Linked DNA regions of Homo sapiens: region 2 is linked to region 1. Evidence: chromatin contacts called from ENCODE Hi-C or POLR2A ChIA-PET data. All regions are on one chromosome and are shown on one strand. Each heading gives the region's core, a stretch centred on a gene start or an enhancer-like site at or near the end of the contact. The rest is flanking DNA. Distances are from core to core; before and after follow the strand shown.

Region 1 (5,721 bases), core at 2,252-4,751:
CAGGGAAAAAACCCCAGTGAGAAAAAGCTCTTCACATATCAAACAGAATTCCTTTCCCTAGCTCACCCCCTAGGAACAAACTGTTATTTCTACCCAGAAATGTGGGAGTGACCTGATCTTCCCGCCCCGCTCCTTTTTCATTCAGTGGAGGGACAGCCTAAGGAGTTTATAAGGACTCCATCACAAACACCAAGATTATTAAAATAACAAAGCCAGAAAAAAACTACACTAGTTGGGATGTGAGCCCAAGGAGAAACGTAACTGAATGTGTCAAAATTAAACCCTTTCTTCTGACAGAAGACCTAATACTTGAACTCAGATTACAGTCGTGTGTTGCTTAACAACAGGCATACATTCTGAGAAATGCATCATCAGGCAATTTTGTCATTGTGTAAACATCAGAGTGTACTTACACAAACTTAGGTGGTATGGGTATAGCCTACTACACACCTAGGCTATAGGGTGTAGCCTATTGTTCCTAGGCTACAAACTTGTACAGCATGTTACTGTACTGAATACTATAGACAGCTGTAACACAGTGGTAAGTATTTGTGTATCTAAACATATCTAAACATAGAAAACGTATGCTAAAAATACTGTACCTTTGTTGACCAAGATGCCATCATGCAGCACATAATATAGCACTATGGAGCCCTTTTAAATTATCTACCATATGCGGTTTTAGCTTATGTTCTTCATTGTGACATATTTTACTACTAAATGTATGAGCTATAAATGTATAAAATGTATAAATGTATAAAATGAAATGTTATTCAAGTTTGCATAAGCTCTAGAATCTTTTCCAGTTCATCTCTCTGATGGCTGGTGACAACGTCCCAGCTGCCAAGTCATCTGTTTCCTTAAAACACTGGGTGCTCAATTAACATCAATACCTCCTAATCAAATCACATTCCTTCTGTTTATGGGAGACAAGACCCTAAATAGGACAAAGGGAAAGAACTGCCTATTAGGATAAAATCCAGGCAAATCTAGAAAGAGATGTGATTTATTTCAAAAACATTCTCCTTGATGGACATCCCAATTACCCTGATTTGACCATTACCACATTGTTACCCACATATCGAAATACCACATGTATCCTATAAATATGTACAATTACTATGTGTCAATTTAAAAAATCTGTTTTTCACCACCCTTACGTTTTGTACAAAAAAAATAAAAAATAAAAATCTAAAACAAAAAAAAACAAAAAAAACTTCTCCTTTCAAGGCAACTACTACTAATCTAAATGGATAACTTCCCCAAACACGTTCAAATAATGTTCAAGACAGAACAAGCTTCCTAAAGAATGAGAATCTGTGTTTGAGAAAAATAATCCGAAATTAGTTCACTGAAACTCTCAGCCTGAACTATATCACTTCCTTATTCCTTCAGTATCAGTGTCTGCCTATCTCTAAGATTCAGGCAATTCCTGCATTTGTTCAGAAAAGCACAGACACAGTTCTTAGGCTGCAAAAGGGCCAATCCTTGAGCCAAACACATCCATCATAACTGAAATTTTGGGTGGCACTAACTGAAACAGTATTTGCTTTAGTCACTTAACCATAAGCTGCATTAAATTATTTGTAGGCCATTTATTTTGTTTGTTTCCAGAATTGGAAGCATAAGAGGCCTGAATCAATTAAGAGGTGGTTCTACTTCAGAGTGAACCTACCTAGCTACGATTTCAAATCCCCAAGCATCCTTCTCTTCCACAAACAGTAACACCAAAAGGGTTAAAGAGGTCTGTGTTCACGCAGATCCCTCTATGCATTTCATTAGGGCCCTTCTTTTCATGTCTGTCTATAAGGATATCAGCCTGGCCCGCACATATACATCAGCAACACCAGACACTGAAACAAGCAAATCTACTCTCCTTGGAAAGAGATGAGTGCCTTTCAAAAACCAACAGAGTTAACTAAGTATATAATTCTGTGCAAGGGTATTTACTAAATACAAGAGTATAACACCAGACCACTAGTCTACTCTTTTGATCTACAACCTAAAAGCAAGAGGACACAGCAAATTGCTTGTGTGGCCACTTAACAAGTAGCAACAGGCCAGTCCTGAGTTCCTTCATACCTTATTCTCAACTGCAGAACACCTACCATGCTTTATTCTAATTACCTGTTTATAATCATCTAAAGCAGGAAGAACCATCCTATTTCATCCTCAACACCCAACACAATGCCTGACACTTACCAAGGGCTTAATGTCATAGATTTGTTTGTTTTGTCTGAGAATCCATTTAGTGGGGACAGCTACCTATAGAAAGCTGTAAGCAAACCCACTGAGTACTTTGAAAAGTCCAGTATCATGATGAATAGTTTAAGAGCAACCATCACTCCTAAAAACCTCCTTCATGTGGATAAAAGAATAGGACCCTTCAGCCAGGTGCAGTGGCTCACACCTGTAATCCCAGCAGTCTGAGAGGTGGAGGTGGGCAGATCACCTGAGGTCAGGAGTCCGAAACCAGCCTGGCCAACATGGCGAAACCCTGATTCTATTAAAAATACAAAAAATCAGCTGGGCGTGGTGGTAATCCCAGCTACTCGGGAGACTGAGGCAGGAGAATCGCTTTAACCCGGGAAGCGGAGGTTGCAGTGAGCCAAGATCACGCCATTGCACTCCAGCCTGGGCAACAGAGCGAGACTCCATCTCAAAAAAAAAAAAAAAAAAAAAACCCAAGAGTAGGACCCTTCCATTCATCTTGTGGAATTTAACTACCATAGTCTCAGCTCGAGCAGTGAGAAGTCCAGCTAGACTGTCTTCACCTCACCTACACTTCCTAGCTTTCTTCTATTCCCTGTCCTCCCCAGATTTTCACATAAGTGTCTACGCATGAATGCATACTGACAACCTTTAAATTCCTATAATAAAAATGGTTTCATCACAAAAAGACCAACAAAACTAAATAACCTTTGTTACTGCTACTACCAGGAGAGTGGATAATAGAGAAGAAAACCGACTAAATCACTTTTCAGGACGAGAGGGAGAGAGCCTCTGCACCTCTGAAACAAAGTGTCAACTACAGGACAGCCAATGAAACAGGCTGCATCAGCCAAAACCAGAGCAGACACACCCCATTATTCATCTGACCCAAATGAACACTTCCCCCCTCCATCTTTCCTACAAAAAGTCACCACAAATAAACTTGCTACTGTCAAAACGACCAAAGACCAGCGCAGTAGGAAAGGGTGCTGAAGTTGATCCCAGTACACTGTTAGAAGTCCATGGCAAACATCACCGTCTTTGTTTTCCAACATGTCACTATCCAAGCTCTTTGCTTCTCCCACTAAATCTTTAGCTTTTTCATCCATTTGACATCTCTACCAGATTTGAACAAGGGCATGGAGAGAAATGAAGTTGAAAGCAGATGGTTTTACTCCTGGATTCTTGCACACTGCTCAGTGATGTGGTGGAATGCAATATGGAAGTGGGAACAGCACGAGAATGAAGGCAGGCTTTGCCACTCTGACTAGCTCTGTGACCTTGGCAATCCACTCGATCTTTCTGAGCCTTGAAATGCTCGTCGGTAAATGGAGGGGGGTGGAGTTGGATTAGATAATCTTTAACATGCTTTCCAGTTCTAAAATGCCAGGTTTTAACTGCTGAAAGACCAATGATGTGAGGGGGATGGGTGGTTGGTGTGGTGGTTTTTATTTTATTTTAAATTATATGTGAATTTAATTACGCAAGTGCCCCTTGGACCACTATAACTGCAGAACAAAAAGTAGACTGAACTAGCCAGGGGCTCTGAGGACCTACAGTGCAGTCTTAGCAGTTCTCTAAAGAAGAGATTAAAAGCTGTAGACTGACAGTAGGAGGGAGGAAGAAAACCTGTTTCAGAGCTGGAGCAGCTGCCTCACTGACAGTTAAAGGACTTCAAGTTAATCGAGTTTTCTTTTGTAATTAATACAACAGCATCTGCATATGGGCTGCCAGAAGGTAACAGCATGGCTTCTCAGCTGGCTCACATTAACCCTGCCAACTCTGGCTGGAGGAAAAATCATATCAAATTGTCTTAAGTGCAAACCAAGGCTTCTGTTGTTGTTGTTGTTCTTGGTGGTTGTTCTTAAATACAGATTTTGATTTTTGTTTACTTCTAAACAAAAGTTTCAAGCTAGATGGAAGAGAAGAACAACTAAAGCAGCAACCTATTTTGGTTTTTGTTTTACATAACATTTATTGAGCCCTTTCTATGTATTGATCACTTTATTTGCTTCATTTCATTTAATGCTCACAATTCTACAAGACAAGGACTATTATTAACTCCATTTAAAAATGAAGAAATGGACCAGGCATGGTGGCTCACGCCTATAATCCCAGGACTTTGGGAGGCCGACATGGATGGATGGATGGAGCTCAGAAGTGCGAGACCAGCCTGGGCAACAAAGGGAGCAACCCCCGCCGTGCCTTTGTTTCTACTAAAAATTTTAAAAAATCAGCTAGGCATGGTGATGTACTACTCAGGAGGCTGAGGTGTGAAGACTCCTTGACCCTGGGGAGGTCGAGGCTGCAGTGATCTGTGATCACGCTACTGTGAGACTCTCCTGGGTGAGTCACCTGCCTCACAAAATAATAATAATAAAGATGAGGAAATGGATGCTCAAAAAACCAAACCAGGCTGGGCGTAGTGGTTCATGCCTGTAATCTCAGCACTTTGGGAGGCCAAGGCAGGTGGATCACCTGAGGTCAGGAGTTCGAGACCAGCCTAGCCAATATGGTGAAACCCCATCTCTACTAGAAATATAAAAACTAGCCAAGCATGGTGGCCGACGCCTGTAATCCCAGCTATTCGGGAGGCTGAGGCAGGAGAATTGCTTGAACCCGGGAGGCAGAGGTTGTAGTGAGCCGAGATAACGCCATTGCACTCCAGTCTGAGTGACAAGAGCGAAACTCCATTTCAAAAAGAAAAAACAAGAAACAGCTCAGGTTTCTCCATTTCTCTCAGCAGTGAACTGCAGAGCTCTGGGGGCCAGTAGACAATGACCCCTACGCCACATTGTTTTCCAGTCTGGGGTCAAATGCAATTTAGTAACTGTAGGACCTCAATGTAAAGCAGACTGATACAATCCCTATGAAAGTTGCCCCAAACCATGAGGAATAAAGCATATGGAGAAAACCGCAGCATTACCACTGGCTGGTACACACTTTCAAAAAATGTTATTCTACCTGAGATCTCTAAAGTCTCTTTGCTAAAAGAAACAGTAGGCTCTTTTCAGAGAAATTCTTAGTGCTCTGCTCAACAGTCAGTGTGTATTACTGTTTGGGTGACTACTCTGAAAAGAGAAGATGGGAGGGAGGAAATACTCGTGACCTGTTTCTGTTGCTAGTGACTCTTTAAGATACATACTTTATTTAAATTGTTTTTGGGGTAATGTCAATCGATTTGTAGCAACACATTCTCCTTCTTGCCTATTTTCCATCCCATCAGGCTCAGAAAACAATAGCCCAAAGTATGGTGCTTTGGCATGCTGAGCACTTTGAACTAAAGGAGATTGGAAGGCTTCAGAAGCAAGGTTGCTCTCTGACCTTCTCCTAGCCTCCTGTCTGCCTCCCCTTTTTCTCCCCTTAAGCTACTCACAGAAACCAGAATTCCTCTTCCTCAAGACCATAGAAACTAGAAACCCTGGCCGGGCACAGTGGCTCATGCCTGTAATCCCAACACTTTGGGAGGCCCAGGTGGGTGGATCACTTGAGGTCAGGAGTTCGAGACCA
Region 2 (5,721 bases), core at 2,161-4,660, 58 kb after region 1:
GGAGAGATCCAAGCTAGAGGCATAAATTTGGGAGTTGTCAGCATATAGATAGTATTTAAAATGATGGGACTGAACCATTTGCAAGCCTAGCCTCCACTGGGGAGAAGTCTGTTCTCAGAGTGAGGAGCTCTGCACGCGTTGGCTAAAAGGGTGGCGTGGCTTTGTGAAATTGAGAGCTGGAGGAGCCCAGCAGAATGAACCAGGTTGTTCAGCCCTTAATGAGCAGACACTCTGCATGTAGAGGCAGCCAGGCCCACCTCTCATGGGTGAGTCAATGAATACATTTTAAAAATCAAATTAGAAAAATCCTGTCAAGCAGGAGTCTCTGGTATGCAGCTATTTTATGAGGAGGGAAAACGTGAACCTTGCTGTCTTTGGTTGCCTAGGGCTCCCATGAAGACCTCCTGAGCAGGGGGAAGACGTTGGGGTGGGCAGTGGGCACTGTCGGAAGCTGGTGAAGGACTGTGGATGTTTGCAGGGGCCTGGGGGAAGTGGGGCAGGCTCATTAGCTGGGGAGCTTCTCTGTGGGGCTCTGCCATGTGGCTCACTGTGCCCAAGATATCCAGATGGGAGGGAGGAACTCTTTTTTTGCTGCTTATGGAAGACGAGACCCAGACACTTTGGGTGACCTGATGAGGGGACGGTTCCCTGGGTTCAGGGTGATCATGGGGGAAATGGTTGTTCTTGTGACTATTTTATATCCTTCTTTAGAACCCTCAGCTTTGTTAGGTGTATGGCCTGGTTGATCTTTATAACATACCTGTGAAGTTGGCAGAGCAGGTGTTATCTCCATTTTACAGATGAGTAGACTAAGGCCTAGAGGAAAAGAGACTGCTTGCCTATGGCACCCAGCTAGGTCTTGGCAGGGAGACAAGGGATCCTAGTCTGTACCCAAGACTCATCTGAGAGGTGACGTCACTGAACCCGGCTGGGGACCATTTTATGCAAAGTCTATGGAGAGCAGGTTTGCCTCAGCCCGAGTGGGATGATTTTATCTCTTGGTTGCCATTTCCCCTTCAGTTGCATAGATTTCCTGACCTGGAGCTGTCCTTCCAGGAATGGGCGTGGCCCTGGGGGTCCTGAGGAGAGAAAGGTTGCTTCCCTGTCACAGAGGAAAAAGGTCTTCCAGCCATCGGTAAACCCTGCTCTGTCAGCTGACTCCCCCAGACCCAGAGGCCCTGGGCTGGTGTGAGAAGCAGTAGTGGTTCTGCCCTGATCTCTGGGCATGAATAGGAGGTATTCTTCTCTCCCTAGTAAACACAGCCCCACATGCTCTCTGCAAGATCCCTGGCGGTTACTAGCATCTATTTTTAATTCATAAGCCTCCCCCACTCCCCCACACCCCCTGCCATTGTTTAGAACTCACCAGCTGGCTTTCGGACCAGAGCAGCCCTGGCAGGGTTGAGTCCAGCCCTGGCGGGGTTGAGTTACCGAAACACCCTGGAGGCAGCTAAATTTCCTCAGCTGTCCTGGAGAGGCTCACCCCAGCCCCACCCCAAGAAAGTAGGAGACCTCAAGCCCCAAAGGGAGCAGGGTGTGACGGGGGACAGATAGGGGCTCACGGTCCAGGGAAGCAGCTCAGCCTTGGTGATGGTAATTTGGCTGTTGGTTATTCCTGCTAGATCCACTTAGTTGTCTTTGAGGTTGTGCCTTCAATTACTTCCCTGTTTAAAAACAAAAACAAAAACAAAACATTCTTGGCTGGGCAAGGTGGCTCCTGCCTGTAATCCTAGCACTTTGGGAGGCTGATTTGCGTGGATCAGTTGAGCCTAGGAGTTTGAGACCAGCCTGGGCAACATGGTGAGACCCTGTCTCTACAAAAAGAATTTAAAAATTAGCCGGGTGTGGTAGCGTGCACCTGTAGTCCTAGCTGCTTGGGAGGCTGAGGTGGGAGGATCACTTGAGCCCACGAGGTTGAAGCTGCAGTCAGGCGTGATTGCACCACTGCACTCCAGCCTGGGTGACAGATTGAGACCCCATCTCCATTTTAAAAAAATCGTCATCTCAGCCTCGCCATTCTGCTTTCTAGTATGTATGCGACACAGAAAAGTAACTGCTCTCTATGTCTTAGATTTGTAAAGTGGGGAAAAAGTTGTCATCAATTGTGGGTGCACTTGGGCATTGGCAGGTGATTAGAGAATGCAGGTTTTCCATCCATGTGTTGCCTTAACCTCTGGGAGGCACAAGCCCCGGGGACTAGAAAGGGAACCACTGGTTATACGTCCAGTGGAGATGGCCTTGGGCCACCTGGCTCCTCAGAAAACAGATGAGGTCCCCACCCTCTTCTCCCTCTTCTTTTTTTTTTTTAACAGCAGTTCCTGGAAAACCTAGGGTCAGAGGGTTGTATTTCTCCTTCTCTCATCTCTCCCAGGCCTGGTTAGGCATCAATCCCTTCTCTCCTTGTTCAGAACCTCTCCCCAGCTGATCCCTGGGCTTGTGCATGGAGTGTCAGGAAGGGGACGCAGCACAGGAGTGCTGGATTTACAGCCAGCCAGCCCCTGACTGTGTCCTGCTCACCCCTTCCCCTCCTGCAGTGTGGCTGAGAAGCAGCACGGGGCAGAGCTGGGAGGGCTTCTGGACAGCTTCAGGAGACTCTGTGGAGGTGCTGGGGACAGGAGGACTCTTATGACAGGCCCCACTTTGAGAGCAGGCAGGAAGGAAGAGAGGGCCAAGATCTCCCCAGTCGTGCTGCAGGTGAAGTGAGGAGGGTGGAGAGATGACAACGTCCTGACTGGATGCTTCCCTGTGGCCTCATGGTGTTATCTCCAGGCTCCAGACAGGGAAACCAGTGGAGTTCAGCCCATCACCTAAGCGAGAGCAGACTCTGAATGCCCTGTGCTCTCCGTCCACTCCCACACCAGATTTATCCAACAAGATTTCTTCTCTGCCCCAGCATAAATAAGCACCCCTGTTTACTCTGAAGGATGGTGAGTGAGGGGCCCCCCCAACCCCTGGCTCTTGCCAAGAAGACAGATCTTGGCAGCTGCCCAGGGGCCTTGGTTTGTTTATGTCTGGGAGTCTGCTGGTTCAGAGGTGGGTGGGGCGGGCTCTGCTGAGAGAGGTTTCCAAACATGACCGCTCAGCCAGCCGGCCGTGGGGGCCCCTGGTATAACTGAACTTGTAGGCCAGGTTGCATGGGAGGCTGAAGGGGCCCAGACGGGCCACTCTGCCTGTTCACACGAATGCATCCACCTTCTGAGCACACCACCACGCAGGTACATGCGCCAGCCTCTGCCGGCCTGCCCTTCCTCACACCCAGGAGTGGTGGAGGGCAACTGCCTCCTCTGTTCCCCTCCTCCATCCCATCTCATCTCTTCTGCCCTTCTTTCTTCCTCTCTGCATGGAAAGGTCCCTTGGGCAGAGGGAGAGCCAGAGGCAGCCAGACCAGCAGCCTCAGAGGAGCCTTTCAAGGCCGTGCCTGTGCTGCCAGTGGCTCGCCAGGCCAGGGCAGGGCAGCTGTGTGATTTGCCATGAATTGCTGCTCCCTGTCTCAGTGACTCAAAGCCCCTATTACCCAGAGGCCTTGGGGTCCCAGCACAGCTGTATATCCTCTTGTGCCTGGAGATCCGAGAAGTTTCTTCCTTTAGTCTGATTTGAATTCCTCATGTTCAGGTGAAGCCCTTGCCTTGTAGGGGTCCTGTCTGATTAGGAGAGGGGCCCATAGTGAGGACTCTGTTTCTGACCTAAAGCTCTGACACCAGAGATCATAAGCTGCAGCGTCCTCTTGACTTTTCAGACAGAATCAGCCACCAGGTAACTGGCCTCCAGAATTAGCCTTTATGCATCTTTTCCCCACTAACACCCACTGACTTTCTTTCTAGATTGAAAATATCGGCCGGGCACGGTGGCTCGTGCCTGTAATCCCAGCACTTTGGGAGGCCGAGGTGGGTGTATCACCTGAGGTCAGGCGTCCGAGACCACCCTGGCCAACATGAGGAAACCCCGTCTCTACTAAAAATACAAAAACTAGCCGGGCGTGGTGGTGGGCGTCTGTAATCCCAGCTACTCGGGAGGCTGAGACAGGAGAATCGCTTGAACCTAGGAGGTGAAGATTGCAGTGAGCTGAGATCGCGCCATTACACTCCAGACTGGGCAACAAAAGGGAAACTCCGTCTCAGAAAAAGAAAAAAAAGAAAATATCCAGTATTCTCCAGATTAGCTCTGGCATCTGGGAGTACAGAAATCACCAGGATAGAGGGGGCAAAATTAGATAACTTCCAAGTTACCTAGCCAAGATGTAAGGTCATGCCTTGTTGACGCCTTTGTCCCTAAGCTCAGGCAAAACTTGGTGGGAGACAAGCTGTCTGTCTGCAGACACAGGTGGGAGAGGCCAGCCAGGTATCTGCCTGGGCTTTCCAAGCTTGCCCAAGGGGAAGGTGCACTCAGGTTTCAGGTGTCAGACCCCTATGCCAGAGCTGGTAGCAGTCAGCAAGAGGAGCTGTCTGTCATCGGGTTCCAGACGGCAAGGAGCCGGCACTGATGATGTGGGCTGGGTCATGGGAGTTGGCTCAGGTCTCCCCGGCTACCCAGCACGTTCTTCCCTGGATCTGCCACATCCCTGAGATGAGAAACGTGACCCCAGTCCCCTCTGGGGTGCCAGATGAGGCAATGGATATACAGCATCATTAACCTGATCCCTGCTTCTGCCTCTTCTTTTCATAGGCATATTTTGGGCTTTCTCTGTATATCCCACAGAGCAGAGGGCGCTGAAATAGAAGTAAAACTGAATGACTGAATGTACACACCCTATTGCATTCCTTCTAGGCTCCTAGGGAATCAGAAGCTCCCCTGAGCTGCAGTAGGGAGTTGGGGGAAGTGAGTGTCATTTCTGGGGACAGCCTTTTCCTACCTCCCTTCTCTGTCCAGGGACAGGCTCTTGGACCCCTAGCCCATTTCCCAAATCTTCCAGAGGCCAACCTAGAGGCCTCCTGCCCGCTGCTGCTTTTGTCCTCTTTGATCCCCCTCCAGGTCTGATTCTGGGAGTTCTCACTCTTCCTTTCCATTTCCTCTTCCTTACAGTTCTCCAGATACCCCACCACTGGGACCCTAGAGCTGAGCTAGTGTCCATAGCTAGTGAATAATTCATCAGGCTCAGCAAGAGCTAAATTAGACCCAAGGTGATACTGTGACCAGGAGGCCTCCTTTGGGCATCTGGAAAGGCGAATCCTGCCCTGGAAAGACAAGTGCTCTGTAACATTAACTTCATTGTATAAGGTTTCTTCATTGCCTGAGAAGGTAGCTTCAGATCCAAATATAATCTGGGCCCTGTGCCTGTCCACTGACTTCTCAGGGGCTCAATGGCTTATGGGCATGCCCCCCAAGAGGTGCCACTCATGTCCTTTTGAAAGCCTTCCTGGCATCAACAGTCAGCTGAACAGCATGCTACAGTTTGCAGAATGCGTTCACACACATTTCTCGTTTAGTCACGTCAGCTCATGGTATGCTCTGAGCCCTTGAGTCAGCAGGAGCACACCAGAATTCGGTGTTTCAATCCTCTGCTTTTAGAAAGGAATTATTCCAAATTATTCCTGGCAAATAGGGTGGGGTAGAGGGTGCTCTGCTTCCTAAAAGTTGCCCAAAAAGGAGATGTGGCTTCCTCTCCGGGTCACTTTCTCTTGGGCCTGTTCCCAGTAAAACCTCCTCCAGGGAGAGTGACTATAAAGGCATGAAATCATCCGTCTTTCCTACCTGCCTGGTACAGATTTTGATTTGCCTAAAAGT

The links. Hi-C counts contacts between places; a loop is a spot of excess contacts on that map. ChIA-PET counts read pairs that join two places held with the same protein, here RNA polymerase II (POLR2A). Pooled maps may share reads with other maps.
Region 2: a loop to region 1 is called in a map of CD8-positive, alpha-beta T cell, with 2.4 times the contacts of the local background. The contact joins two enhancer-like sites. A Hi-C loop is called at or near these places in 4 of 168 maps with a recorded cell type or tissue (CD14-positive monocyte, CD8-positive, alpha-beta T cell, HepG2 and 1 more) and 12 of 50 pooled maps. POLR2A ChIA-PET finds 5 or more read pairs at or near these places in 15 of 52 experiments (CD4-positive, alpha-beta T cell, HCT116, HEK293 and 11 more).

The regions. Positions count from the first base shown.
Region 1 is chr1:205,187,955-205,193,675 of GRCh38, forward strand. The region is part of intron 1 of DSTYK (dual serine/threonine and tyrosine protein kinase); the gene reads right to left. Among named protein-coding and RNA genes, the nearest start is that of DSTYK, 21 kb to the right of the region's middle. RefSeq lists an enhancer at 3,605-4,149. Within about 2 kb of position 3,502, at least 3 of the 41 ENCODE cell types and tissues checked have a DNase peak (open chromatin) inside an H3K27ac peak, as active enhancers do.
Region 2 is chr1:205,246,426-205,252,146 of GRCh38, forward strand. All of the region lies in intron 2 of TMCC2 (transmembrane and coiled-coil domain family 2), which reads left to right. Among named protein-coding and RNA genes, the nearest start is that of TMCC2-AS1, 12 kb to the left of the region's middle. RefSeq lists a silencer at 5,336-5,533. Within about 2 kb of position 3,411, at least 12 of the 41 ENCODE cell types and tissues checked have a DNase peak (open chromatin) inside an H3K27ac peak, as active enhancers do.